Regions from separate parts of the Homo sapiens genome. Here all the other regions are linked to region 1. Evidence: read pairs that join two places in POLR2A ChIA-PET (ENCODE). Cell type or tissue: GM12878. All regions are shown on one strand. Links, peaks and the distances in the headings refer to the core of each region. The heading gives the core; the rest is flanking DNA.

Region 1 (4,761 bases), core at 331-4,330:
TTCAGGGGCACGTGGGGATGTGTACCTGGGACCATGAGGCACAAGCATATATACAGGCCAGGTGCACAGACCACATGCAAGCTGTACAAAGGATGGGGCTCCCCGGATCTCCCAAAGATCCTTGCACAGACGGTACTCCTCCCCAGACATCCCCCCTCCCCCTGCCCAGGTATAAGAGCATGCACAAGGCTGGAATGATCGTACCCTGGCTGAGGCTCCACACACTGCCCCTGCCCGCAGTGGCCACCGCGGCTGGTAGAGGAAGGTCACATCAGGGCAAACCATGGCGCCAGGCAGCCTCCCATTGGCCCGGGCTGAGCTGACAGATTTCTCATTCTGTTTATTTATCCCCCACCCCAGTCTGAGAGGGGGATGGAGAAACCTTTGACTGGCCCCCTTCCAAGCCCAGACCTTAACCCTTATGGGGCCATGGCCCTTCCCCACCTGATCGCGCACCCCTCACTTCCTTTCAGCCTCCTCCACCACAGTCCTGCCTCAGTTTCTCCTTGACAGGTTCACCCTCCCACATCGTCCAGCTGCCTTCAGGTCTCAGCCCAGAAAGTCTGGTTCCAGGTCCAGGAGAGTGGATGTCTCCAGGACCACTCCCCCGACCCCCAACCCCACCAAAGGTTAGAGGGGCCAGCTGTAGTCTACACCTAACCTCTCCCAAAGGAAGTCTTCTCCCAGAGTGGGGATGGAGAGACACGTGCAGGGGAGAGAATGGGAGTTCATTGCAATCTAGTAATCATACCTCCATGGGGTTGGGGGGGGCCAGTCAGCTCTGTTGATGGCCCTCCTGTGCCGCCCGCCCCCCTGCCGGCCAGCCCTTCTTACAGAAAAGAGGCAAGGGGGGCCGGGCACAGTGGCTCAAGCCTGTAATCCCAGCACTTTGGGAGGCCGAGGCAGGAGAATCGCTTGAGGCCAGGAGTTCAAGACCAGTCTGGGCAACACAGCGAGACACTGTCTCTACAAAAATAAAATTAAAAAAAAAATTAGCTGGGTGTGGTGGTGAGCGCCTATAGTCCCAGCTACTTGGGAGGCTGAAGCAAAAGGATCCGTTGAGCCCAGGAGTTCAAGGCTACAATGAGCTATGATGGTGCCACTGTACTCCAGCCTGTGCAACAGACAGAGACTTCATCTCTAAAAAAAAGAGCGTATTGGGGAAAGAGTTCCTCTCTTAGAAAAAGAGGCGGAAGGGGTTGGGGAGGGACTTGCTTTGGAATATGCAACATTCACATTTATTCATTCACTCATTCATCCACTCATAGACGTGTATGAGCCTCGTCTCCCATCCAGACCAGAGCAACCCTTGAGGCAGGGACTATTCTCTTTAGAAGGGTGGGCCCAGGGTAGAGTTCTCCCCAGCTGTATCTTCGAACCTTCTTCCTGGTCCCAGGAATGCCTATCATCATCTCAGATTCTTCCCAGCAGGCCAATGAAGTGAATACTGCCCTTTCCACAGATGGGCAACCGAGGCCCAGATGGGGCCTGCCCTTGCCCAAGGTGGTACCGCCTGTAAGAGGCAGGGCTGGGGCCAGGCGTGGTGGCTCACACCTGTAATCACAGCATTTTGGGAGGCCGAGGCGGGCGGATCACGAGGTCAGGAGTTCGAGACCAGCCTGACCAACATGGTGAAATCTCTTCTCTACTAAAAACACAAAAATTAGCCGGGCGTGGTGGCACGCGCCTATAATCCCAGCTACTCAGGAAGCTAAAGCATGAGAATCACTTGAACCCGGGAGGCGGAGGTTGCAGTGAGCCGAGATTGTGCCACTGCACTCCAGCCTGGGCCACAGAGCGAGACTCCGTCTCAAAAAAAAAGAAAAAAGAAAAAAAAAAGGCAGAGCTGGAATTCTTTCTGTGCGAGGCCTTTCCCCCCGTCTCTTCTCCAGGACCGGCCAGCTGTCCTGCTCGCTGAATTTCCTGCAGCCACCAGCAGGGGGCAGCAGAGTCCAGCGCCCTCCCAGCTGTGGAGGCCGGCGGGACTGATCTCAGCTCTCAGCGCAGTCTCCTCCCCCTCCTCCCCGCCACCTCCCACTCCACGGTAGCTGAGGACTCTGCCTGGACACCCCAGGCTGGAGCCTCCACTGCTCAAATGCAGAGTCCCCAGAAGGAAGGGCCCCTTCTTAAATAAAGCCCCCTAGAAGTGCCGTCCACACAAATGTCCAACTCACTCGGTGTTTCTCTACGTCTAACTCTCCTTCTTGCTGCAACGCATTTGCCGGGGCGGGCGGCCTCTGCATTCCTGAACTGGGTCAGACCAGGAGAGAGGATTCCTGGATCCTGGCCCAGTGGCCAATCCGCCCTGGGCTTCTCACCCCCCAGACTCCTCTGAAGATCCCCAGAGCCCAGCACAGGATGGGAGGAGCGGTGGGGGAAGCCCCAGCGCCCCAGACGCCTTAGGGCGTGGGAACTGCCCTCCCCCCTACACACCCCCGGTCCCCAGTTCCTGGGGCCCCTGCCAGTGCTGACTCATAGGGGGAGCCCAGGGCTGCGACACAGCAGCAGCTCTTCCTGAACCTCTCCCTGGGAGATTTCACCTCCTGTCCCCTTGGGGGTCTCCGTGGGGACCCAAGGTGGGTGTAAGAGCCAGGCAGCCCTTCTCAACTCCATCAGCCCGGAACTCCAGCCCCCGAAGTCCCCCAAGGCTGTGGCCATTGGACACTGGGTGGATGTGTCAGGCCGTGGGGGTCTTCGGAGGTGCCCCTGTATACTCAGATGTGGGTGTAGTTTGCACACTCAGGCATCGACCGAGAGAAAGCCCCGAGGAGGCAAAGCCTAGGCCATGTGGGTGCTTTCCTCCGCACCCCACCAGAGTCTGGGCAGGGACACTTCAGGGCCAGAACGAAGCCCTGGGCTCAGAGCTCATTTCCTCAACTGCAAACGGTCTCCCGCCATCTTCCCGGTCTCCGGAAATGGCAGCTCCATCCTCCCAGCTGCTCAGACAAAAACTTTTATTAACAGATGCAACCCATTAACAATTTTGCTTACTGTCCTTTTTTTTTTTTTCTTCTGAAACAGGGTCTGGCTCTATCGCCCAGGCTGGAGTACAGTGGCACGATCTCTGCTCACTGTATCCTCCGCCTCCCGGATTCAAGCCATCCTCCCATTTCTTTCAGCCTCCCAAATAGTTGGGGCAACAGGCACCTGCCACCACGCCTGGCTGATTTTTTTGTATTTTTAGTAGAGATAGGTCTTGCTATGTTGCCCAGGCTGGTCTCGAACTCCTAGACTCAAGCAATCCACCCGTCTTGGCCTCTTAAAGTGCTGGGATTACAGGCATGAGCCACTGCTCCCAGGCTAGTTACTGTCCCTTCTAATGCATCCAGAATCCTGACTTCTCCAAGGCCCACCCTGGTCCGGCTTCCATCATCTCTCCCCAGAATTGCTCCAGTTGCCACCTCTCTGCACACCTTGCAGCCCCCGACAGTCTGTCCCCATCCCCCTAATCCCCTCCCCACCACAGCAGCCGGGGCGGGGCGCCTGTGAGCACCCAAGTCAGGTCCAGTCCCTCCTCTGCTCAGAACCCTCAATGGCTCCCACCTTATTCAGAGCAAAAGCCAAAGTCCTCCCCAGGACCCAGAAGGCTTTGCACAGTCTCCTGTCTCCTCTCTGCCTCACCCTCTCCACTCCCTCCCTCATTCACCCCATTCCAGACCTCCTCAGCTGGGATTACAGGCAACCACCACGACACCCAGCTAATTTTTTTTGTATTTTTAGTAGAGACAGGGTTTCACCATGTTACCCAGGCTGGTCTCAAACTCCTGAGCTCAGGCAATCCGCCCACCTCAGCCTCCCAAAGTGCTGGAATTACAGATGGAGCCCGGCCGACTCCCCTATTTCAAAATTGCACCCACCTTGCTTTCTCCTCTATTTATTTCTCACAACCCTGTCACCTTTTTTTTTTTTTTTTTTTTTTTTTGAGATGGAGTCTCGCTGTCGCCCAGGCTGAAGTGCAATGGCGCGATCTCGGCTCACTGCAACCTCCGCTCCCGGGTTCAAGCCATTCTCCTGCCTCAGCCTCCCAAGTCGCTGGGATTACAGGTGCCACCACCATGCCCGGCTAATTTTTTGTATTTTTAGTAGAGACGGGGTTTCACTATGTTGGCCAGGCTGGTCTCAAACTCTTGACCTCGTGATCCGCCTGCCTCGGCCTCCCAAAGTGCTGGGATTACAGGCGTGAGCCACCGCGCCTGGCCCTGTCACCTTTCAACACACTACATGTTTTACTACACATCTTGTTTCTTGTCTGTCTCCTGTACTTGATTGTCAGCTCTGCCAGCACAATAGCTGTTGTCTTTTTTTTTTTTTTTTTTTTTTTTGGAGAGATGGGGGTGGGTCTCACTTTGTTGCCCAGGGCAGTCTCGAACTCCTGGGCTCAAGCGATCCTCCTGCCTCAGTCTCCCAAAGTGCTGGGATGACAGGTATGAGCCACCGTGCCCAGCCTACAACGTTTGTCTTCATCACTGCTGGAGAACTTAAAAAAGGCCCTTAGTCAATATCTAGTGAATTAATGCATTAATAATCACTATGTTCCTGGCATGCATGTGGGGTGAGATGATGGGAAGTGGGGGAGGGACAAAACAGACTAGGAGCTTGCCTGCCACCATCTGGCAGGGGGCTAGTCATGTAGCTAGCCAATTACAATGAAGAGTTTTCAGTGCTGAGAGTCAAGGCCCAGCCTGGAAGATGAAAGTGCAATCTGGGAAGGCTTTTGAGGAGGTGACGTCTTATAGGTCCTTGATCAGTAAGGAGTTTGGA
Region 2 (4,761 bases), core at 223-4,222, 220 kb after region 1:
GTGGATGTGGGTTGGTTACCCTCTGGGGTAGACTGGAACCTTGACCTGTATGAGTCAGGGCAGGGATGTGACATTGACTCTGGCCATTGAGATGTAGAGTAAATGTAGCGGCCATTGTCATGCCCTGCCCAGATCCCCTCTGATCCCTTTACCAGTTCTGCGTGTTTTGCTGCTGACGTCCAGCCTCTGTGGCCATCACAGGGTTGCCTTTGGACACGGGGACCTCCTTGCCTGCACAGAGACTGGGGAATGCCTGTGTATTTGCGTCTTCTCTGGGGGCACCTATAGCCAGGAGCTAACTCCTTTTTTCTCCAGGTGGGACATTTGGCTTTGGATAACGTCAATTCAGCTAAGCTGGAAGAACATTTCTCCCTTCTCTCTTCCCTGTAAAGTTCTGGGTTAGAGTTGGCTAGAAGAATAACCTGCACAAGATTTGGAAGATGGATGTAAAGCAATGACCCTAGTTTTTAATCTTCCTGGAGGTGTCAGGCATGGCGGCAGCACACACACACATTGCTGCAGAGCTGTTGGCTCTTCTCCAGCTCTTGCCAGATCTCTTTCATCTTCCCTGAGAACTAGGCCAAGTGAACACGCAGCTCCAAGGTGAAGGATGACAGCTTCACCTGCAGGTCACTCACGACATTGAGGTTGCAGGTGGTGCGAGACAGACGCAAGTCCCTCGTGGGTTCTGCTCCTCCCTGCTCTTGTGCACAGCTAGTGTTCCCTCCTGACGGATGGGCTGGCTGACCTAGAGTGATTGCAGACCCAGTACCAGACCAAGGGCCACAGTCTGCTCCACTAACTCACTATTGCACAAGGTCAAATCCCATAATAAATTCCCCGTTCTAGATCACTCACAGTGGTTCTGCTTCTCTGATTGAGAGACACCATGGGACAGTCTCCAAGATGGAATTTAAGCTGTGGAGCTCTCTATGGGGGAGGGGTTAGGCTGGAACTTCCTCTCCGTGTCTTGTCTTCTTCCCTTTCCTTGTTCTGCTTCCTTTATTCCCTTCATGGTTTCTTCTGGAACAAACCTTCTCAATAAACCCTTTGCATCAGGATGCTTATTTTAGACTAGACTCTACATTGGGAGAACTTGACCCATGATAAAGAAGTCTGCTGGAGGGCTCTTGAAGATGCAGATTTATTCCTTGTTAAAAGGCAAGAGCAGGCCGATGCAGTGGCACAGGCCCGTAATCCCAGCACTTTGGGATGCCAAGGCAGGCGGATTGCTTGAGCCCAGGAGTTCGGTACCAGCTTGGTCAACATGGCGAAACCCCCATCTCTACAAAAAATTACAAAAATTAGCCAGACCTGGTGGTGGGCACTTTTAGTCAGCTACTCAGGAGCCTGAGGTGAGAGAATCACCTGAGCTGAGGAGGTCGAGGCTGCAGTGAGCTGAGATCATGCCACTTCACTCCAGCCTAGGTGACGGAGTGAGACCCTGTCTCATACAAAAAAAAAAAAAAAAAGTAAATAAATAATACAAAATTGGCCAGGCAGCCCGCCTGTAATCCCAGCACTTTGGGAGGCCGAGGCGGGCAGATCACCTGAGGTCAGGAGCTCGAGACCAGTCTGGCCAACATGGTGAAACCCTGTCTCTACTAAAAATACAAAAAATTAGCTGGGTGTGGTGGTGTGCACCTGTAATCCCATCTACTCAGGAGTCTGAGGCAGGAGGATCACGTGAACCCGGGAGGCGGAGGTTGCAGTGAGCCGAGATCGCACCACTGCACTCCAGCCTGGGTGACAGAGTGAGACTGTGTCTCAAAAAATAAAAATAAACATAAAATAAATTTTTTTTTAAAATTTTATTTTTAATTGACAAATAATTGTACATGATACATACGATGTATAGTGATTAGATCAGGGATAATCAGTATATTAATCATTTCAAATATTTATCATTTCTTTGTGTTGGGACGGTCACTATCCTCCTTCTAGCTATTGGAAACTATACATAATTGTTAGCTATAGTCATCCTACAGTGGTATAGAACACTAGAACTTACTCCTCCTTTCCAGCTGTAGCAGCCACCTTTGAGACTATGAAGTGATTAAATTTAAGGAGGAAAAGCAATATAGTGAGGATGGTGGGTGAAAGAAGGAGAGAAGAATGGCTTTTTAATTCATTTATTTATTTTTTTGAGACAGTCTGGCTCTGTCGCCCAGGCTGGAGTGCAGTGGCATGATCTTGGCTCACTGCAACCTCTGCCTCCCGGGTTCAAGTGATTCTCCTGCCTCAGCCTCCTGAGTAGCTGGGATTACAGGCACCCGCCACCATGCCTGGCTAATTTGTGTATTTTTGGTGGAGACAGGGTTTCACCATGTTGGCCAGGCTGGCCTCGAACTCCTGATCTCAAGTGATCCACCCGCCTTGGCCTCCCAAAGTGCTGGGATTACAGACAAGCCACTGCCCGTGCCTGAGAATGGCTTTTTAAAAAATGGCTATCATCTACCTCCATACTTTTCGCTTTGTGAGAAAACTGAAGTCCTATTTATTTAAGCCACTCTTACTCAGGTTATTGGTAACCTACAGATGACAACATTCCTAATTAACCCACTTTCCATGAATGTCTTCCAATATTTTCCCTTTCTTGCTGTTTTTCACTTGGGACTCCATCTATTTCTAGGGAAGTGAGTTTTGCCTTAGCTTCCGGGTAGACCATGTGACCAGTTTAGGCCAATCAGCATACCCCATCTACCTTCATTGGCTCAGAGGTGGTCATGTGATATGGACTGGGCCAATCAGAGTGAATCTCAGGATGGAGGTAGTGTATATCCATCTCCGGTTGTGAACAAGGGGCGTGAAGTTGCAGAAGGTCCTCCTGGCAGTCATCTTGTGAGCCAACACATCAAACCTCTTTTGAAAGCACATCCTACTTTTTATTTATTATATTCTTCATGTGAGCTGATAATTTTCTTTAATGTTTAATTCAGTTTGGGATTTTAGTTATTCACAACTAGAAGCATCCCATATGATGCAGTGGAAACTAATTTTTAACTTAAATGAAATAGCTTAAATTAATTTTTAATTGACATGAGCCTCAGTTTTCTCATGTGTAAAATGCATTAGAGGCAAGAGGTCTCTGCTTGCCTCCTAGTGTTATCCTGCAGATTAAGTGAAATAAAGTATTTTCGAATATTTGGAAAACTATGAAGTAAGCAGAAGGTATTTATGAAAATTAATATAAGCCAAAGGCTGTCAGACAAGGGTCAGGAGTGGGTACGGTGAGGCAGGGAAAAAAGGAACACAACATCCTGTTTTCCCGTAGAGATAGATAAACAGCAGCATGAGCATGCATATTGGAGTATGCACGCCTGACTCACAAATCCAAAAATAAGTCATAAGACGCTATATGGAGAGATTAACTATAAATATAGCAATATTAGCTGTGAGTGACAAGCCCAATTAGAGGACATAGAGATGATTTAGAAGGTCTCCATGCAGTGCATCTTGAAGAGCTATAAAAATACTTGATGTTTACAGCTTAAGAAAGAGATGAAAATTAAGGGGAGATCGTTTATGATCTGATTATGTATCCACTCTATAGGAGGAATGGTCGGCACCTGGCCTTCCCCTACCTCATCCTTGGTCAGCACACTCTGGCCTAATTTCCAGTGGCCAGCACCTGCATTCATTTGTTTGAGGACTGTCTCTGGTCTTTGGGGTACACATTATGATCTACACAGTTGGGCCAGAAATGCTAGAGATTTAATGTCCTCCATGAGTGGCTGTCAATCAGTGACTGGTAGGAAGGTGGAGGATAAATATCCCAGCTCCCTCACTCCTCTGCTGGGCAATTCTGAGATCTGTATTCTATGTTGTCTCCTAGAGGTCACCAGTAGATTGAGCGTCAGTTGCCCACAGTGGTAACTTGCTTGATGCTTGTTGTTTTCCTTCCCTGTGTCACTTTATCTTCCCATACTGAGTCTCCTGGAACTGACTCTAAAATAAACAACTTTCACTTGAATCATGTCTCAAGGTCAGCTTCTGAGGGAGCCCAAACTAAGGCAGACTTTCCTGCCTGCATGTATATATATTTTCCAAGAATAATAAGTCCTTACAATTTTATACAGCATTTCACTTTTATGAAAAAAAAGTGATGGAATATTCACATACAATGGAATATTACTCAGCAATTAAAAAAATAAAATACCGATAGGTGAATATCAAGTGCATTATTCTGAGTGAAAGAAGCCAGACTCAAGTGTCTATGTAGTGTACACTTTGATTTATGTGACTTTCTAGAGAAGGCAAGGCTGTAGGGACAGAAAATAGATCAATGATTGCTATGGGCTAAGGCTTCAGGAAGGGATTAATTACAAAGGATCAAAAGAGAACTGTCTATGGGTGAGGGAACTGTACTATTTCTTGATTTTTGTAGAGGCTACAAGACTGTGTATGTTTGTCCAAACCTATAGAACTGTATACTAATAAAGGGTGGATTTTACTGTATATAAATGATACCTCAATAAAAAATTCCATAAAGAGTATTCACCATCATTATCTTATTTGGTTGTCATAACAACCCTGCAGCAATCAGGCATTATTCTTCATTTATTCAGCCAACTGTAATTCCACTTCCTTCTCTCCATTCACTCCAAACCCACTGTTGTTTGCCTTTCAATCCACCATTCCTATCAAATTGTTCTTGCCAAGGCCACTAATGACCTGTTATTTGCTCAAGCCAATGGCCACTTTTCAGCCCTTCCTTGACCTTTATGCACAACTTGATGGTGTTGATGCATCTGCCTTGGT
Region 3 (4,761 bases), core at 223-4,222, 240 kb before region 1:
TGTCATTTAATGTTTGAACACCAGCCGGGGAGGCCCCCAAGGCCTTCAGATCGGGTCCAAGTCTCAGGGGTGGGCCCTTGACCAGCCACTGCTTCCCACAGGACAACTCAAACTTATACATGGTCATGGAGTACGTGCCCGGCGGGGAGATGTTCTCACACCTACGGCGGATCGGAAGGTTCAGGTAAGCGGGCCACCCCCCATCACATCAGGCTGTCAGGGTGTCCACAGGTGGCAGTGCACGACCAAGCCCCCTGGGAATGCAGAGGAGTCCAGCATACTTCAACATGCAGGTGGTCTCCCAGACCCTGTGGGTTTCTGTTTCCCCTCTGCTGAGGAATATGTGATATTTCAACCACCACAAAACAAAACAGAGCAAACAGGGCAACTTAGGTGTCCAAACTGAAGTTGCTGCCAGGCACGGTGGTTCTCACCAGTAATCCCAGCACTTTGGGAGGCCAAGGTGGGCAGATCACCTGAGGTCAGGAGTTTGAGACCAGCCTGGCCAACATGGCAAAACCCTGTCTCCACTAAAAATACAAAACTGAGCTGGGCATGGTGGTGGGCACCTGTAATCCCAGCTACTTGGGAGGCTGAGGCAGGAGAATCACTTGAACCCAGGAGACAGAGGTTGCAGTGAGCCAAGATCACACCACTGTACTCCAGCCTGGGTGAGAGAGTGACATGCCGTCTCAAAAAAAAAAATTGAAGTTGTTGATTTTGTGCATTTTTTGAGCCCCAAAAGGTGGCATGCATCTGTAGTCCCACTAGTCCTGAGGCTGAGGTGAGAAGATCATTTGAGCTCAAGAATTTGAGACCAGCCTGGGCTGCATAGTGAGGTTTTGTCTCTTTTAAAAAAAAAAAATTGGCTGGGCGCAGTGGCTCGTGCCTGTAATCCTAGAACTTTGGGAGGCCGAGGCGGGCGGATCACGAGGTCAGGAGATCAAGACCATCCTGGTTAACATGGTGAAACCCCGTCTCTACTAAAAAAATACAAAAAAATTAGCCGGGTGTGATGGCGGGCGCCTATAGTCCCAGCTACTCGGGAGGCTGAGGCAGAATGGCGTGAACCCGGGAGGCGGAGTTTGCAGTGAGCCGAGATCGCGCCACTGCACTTCCAGCCTGGGTGACAGAGCGAGACTCCGTCTCAAAAAAATAAAATAAAAATTATACTATTATTTTATTTTATATAGGTGGACAGTTTTATATGTGTAGATTTTAATATATATTTTTATACATAAAATAAATCTATATACAGAAATTTGTAAGTTTAAGATACAGGCTGGGTACTGTGGCTCATGCCCTATAATCCCACTTGGGGAGGCCAAGGTGGGCAGATTGCTAGAGCCCAGGAATTTGAGACCAGCCTTACATAGCAAGACCCCATCTCTACAAAAAAATACAAAAAAAAAAAAAAAAAGTCAGGTGTGGTGGCACATTCCTGTAGTCCCAGCTCCTGGGGAGGCTGAGGTGGGAAGATCACCTGAGTCTGGGAGGTCAAGACTGCATGAGCCCACCTTCATCCCTAGGATGCAAGGCTGGTTCAACATATGCAAAAAAAAAAAAAGACTGCATAAGCCGTGATCACGCTGCTGCAGTCCAGACTGGGTTGTAACCCAGTCAGACCCTGCTGAAAGAAAAAAAAAATTTTTAACTTATAAATTTGTCTTATTAACTTATAAGTTTACATACGTAGTTTTATTTGATTTTATTTTTTGAGACAGAGTTTCACTCTTGTCACCCAGGCTGGAGTGCAGTGGCACGATCTCGGCTCCATGCAAACTCTGCCTCCCGGGTTCAAGTGATTCTCTTGTCTCAGCCTCCCAAGTAGCTGGGACTACAGGTGCATGCCCCCTTGCCTGGCTAATTTTTGTATTTTTAGTAGAGATGGGGTTTCACCATGTTGGCCAGGCTGGTCTCGAACTCCTGACCTCAGGTGATCCGCCCCCCCCGCCTTGGCCTCTCAAGATGCTGGGATTACAGGCATGGGCCACCGCGCTGGCCTTGTAGTTGTATTTTAGATAGATAACTATAGATTCACTTTACATACAACAAAATGCACAGTTCTTCAATGTTCCATGCTACAAGTTTTGACAGTTGTATATAGCTACCTAACCTCCACCCAAAACAGTATATGGAACTTTTCTATCACCTAAGAAAATTCCCTTGAATCCCTTTTTTTTTTTTTTTTTTTTCCAATAACATACAGAGGTGGAGGCCGGGTGCCATGGCTCACGCCTGTAATCCCAGCACTTTGGGAGGCCGAGGCGGGCGAATCACAAGGTCAGGAGTTCGAGACCAGCCTGACCAACATGGTGAAACCCCGTCTCTACTAAAAATATAAAAATTAGCCGGGCGTGGTGGTGCACACCTGTAATCCCAGCTACTCAGGAGGCTGAGGCAAGAGAATCACTTGTTTCCAGGAGGCAAAGGTTGCAGTGAGCCGAGATTATGCCATTGCACTCCAGCCTGGGCAAGAGAGCGAGACTGTCTTAAAAAAAATAAATTAATCAAAAAAAAATATATATATATATATACACACACACACACATATCTACATACATACAGAGGTGAGGTCTTGCCTATATTGCCCAGGCTGGTCTCGAACTCCTGGGCTCAAGCGATCTTCCCACCTCGACCCCCCAAAATGCTGGGATTACAGGGGTGAGCCACCGCACCGGGCCGAATCCCTCTCTTGACACGTCACCTCCCCACCAAAGGCAGTTGTCCTTTCTGACTTCAAACACCGTGCCTTTGTTTTGTCTGGGCGTGGACATGATATAAATGGAATCATTCATGTTCTTTTGTGTCTTCTTTTGCTTAACATAATCAGTTTGAAATGCAGCCACATTGTTGAGTGGATGCATGGGCTGTCCTGTTGGCGGTGGTGGTGGTGAGTGGAATTCCATTGTATGACTATAGCTCAGTCTGTGATTCCATTTTCCTGTGGATGGACCCACAGGCTGTTTCCCATGTCGGGCTATCTAAGAATCAGGTGCCTTGCGTTTCTGACGGCTGGACTGGAGGTGTCTTCCTCTGGGGTAGGCTCTGCAGGGCCACCTGCTGGACCATTTTGGGGCATGACCACTGACGTTCACCTCCCCATTTGTCCCCATCAGTGAGCCCCATGCCCGTTTCTACGCGGCCCAGATCGTCCTGACCTTTGAGTATCTGCACTCGCTGGATCTCATCTACAGGGACCTGAAGCCGGAGAATCTGCTCATTGACCAGCAGGGCTACATTCAGGTGCCCACCAGGCCGGGCGAGGGGCAGCCCTGGGGAAGCCGTGGCCTGGACCCTTCCTCCCTGCCAACTGCCTGTTCTTGTGCCCACAGGTGACAGACTTCGGTTTCGCCAAGCGCGTGAAGGGCCGCACTTGGACCTTGTGCGGCACCCCTGAGTACCTGGCCCCTGAGATTATCCTGAGCAAAGTAGGAGCCTCCCCAGCCCTCCCCTTCCCCTGAGGCCGGCTCTGCTCTCCTGCTCTCGCCTCCTCCTCACCCTGTGCCCCCCCATCTTGCTCCAGGGCTACAACAAGGCCGTGGACTGGTGGGCCCTGGGGGTTCTTATCTATGAAATGGCCGCTGGCTACCCGCCCTTCTTCGCAGACCAGCCCATCCAGATCTATGAGAAGATCGTCTCTGGGAAGGTGAGGTCCGGATGTGGGGACACAGCCCTGGAAGAAACAGACCGTTCCCTGCTCACCCATCCTATTCCCTGGGGAGCCCTGCTTGTTGTCAGAATAATCTAGAAGTTCCTTAAGTCAGGCCAGGTGGTGAAGCTGGACGCGCCGGCCACACTGAGGCCAACACCTCAAGCCCCCTTGCTGTCCAGCCCCAACCCCGCGGTTCCAGAATCCCATGGGCTTCCAAAATCCCGAGCCTCACGGGAACATCTTGGCCACAGAACACAAACCGCCCTGCCAGACGACCCTCCTTTTCGCTCCTCATCCCAGTTAGTGTGAGTTTTCGCAAATTCCAAGGCAGAAAAACGAATGTATTTGGTTCCTGTTCCCAGGTGCTGTCCATAGCCTCACCCAGGATTGCCCTCACTTAGCATTTATAGCCCATGCTTCCTCTCCCAAACCCAGACTTGCCTAACTCTGAGGGTTCAGATGAGGGGTGGTGAAGCCATCTCAGCTCACATCTATGACAGGTGCAAAGTGCCCACCATCCACCAGGCCCCAGAATCCCCATCAGTCACACCCTGAGATAGTGGCACCCTCTGTAGGAGAGGTGAGGAAACAGGCTGGGAAAAGGGATGTGTCTTGGCCAAGATCACACTTTGGTGAGTAGGTAATCACCGTAGGCAATCATTGTAGGCACTGATGGCCGGAGAGAGGTTGGGGACCCCACCTCTGCCCTCAGCTCAACCACCTTGCTGGGAAGACCCGACCATCCCCCGACTTGGTCCAGCATCTCCTACACAGGAGCTTTTGGTTGGCCCGGAGTCATGACACTGTGGTGGGAGCACCCTCAGGCTCAGCCTGGGCCCCAGTCCCAGCTCTGCCACCGACTGGCTTTGAAACTTTGGGGCTGGGTACAATGGCTCACACCTGTAATGCCAGCACCTTGGGAAGTGGAGGCTTGAGGCCAGGAGTTCCAGACCAGCCTGGGCAACATAGCCAGACCCCATCTCTAAAAAAAAAAAAAAAAAAACAAACTGGCCGGGCGCGGTGGCTTACACCTGTAATCCCAGCACTGTGGGAAGCCAAGGCGGGCAGATCACCTGAGGTCGGGAGTTCGAGACCAGCCTGACTAA

Evidence for each region. Peaks named below come from ENCODE experiments on the same cell type or tissue, not always from the same donor. Only the 100,000 strongest peaks of a DNase experiment are listed, where the experiment ranks them.
Region 2: POLR2A ChIA-PET joins it to region 1 with 5 read pairs; 2 of 35 experiments call an interaction of 5 or more read pairs at or near these places.
Region 3: POLR2A ChIA-PET joins it to region 1 with 5 read pairs; 9 of 35 experiments call an interaction of 5 or more read pairs at or near these places.

What each region holds. Positions count from the first base shown.
Region 1 is chr19:13,859,608-13,864,368 of GRCh38, reverse strand. It overlaps a transcript of NANOS3 not described here. Among named protein-coding and RNA genes, the nearest start is that of MIR181C, 13 kb to the left of the region's middle. RefSeq lists enhancers at 1,997-2,246, 2,307-2,736. In GM12878, for the core only: a CTCF peak has its summit at 1,936 (motif pointing right); DNase peaks (open chromatin) are centred at 1,988 and 2,468; H3K4me3 peaks cover 1,164 bases; H3K27ac peaks cover 1,575 bases.
Region 2 is chr19:13,642,769-13,647,529 of GRCh38, reverse strand. No RefSeq gene overlaps it. Among named protein-coding and RNA genes, the nearest start is that of YJU2B, 100 kb to the left of the region's middle. In GM12878, for the core only: no CTCF peak of the experiment used is centred there; no DNase peak of the experiment used is centred there.
Region 3 is chr19:14,096,249-14,101,009 of GRCh38, reverse strand. It overlaps PRKACA (protein kinase cAMP-activated catalytic subunit alpha), which reads left to right. Exons shown (of 10, transcript NM_002730.4): 5 at 102-184; 6 at 3,120-3,246; 7 at 3,336-3,431; 8 at 3,527-3,649. Among named protein-coding and RNA genes, the nearest start is that of SAMD1, 7.9 kb to the right of the region's middle. In GM12878, for the core only: no CTCF peak of the experiment used is centred there; no DNase peak of the experiment used is centred there.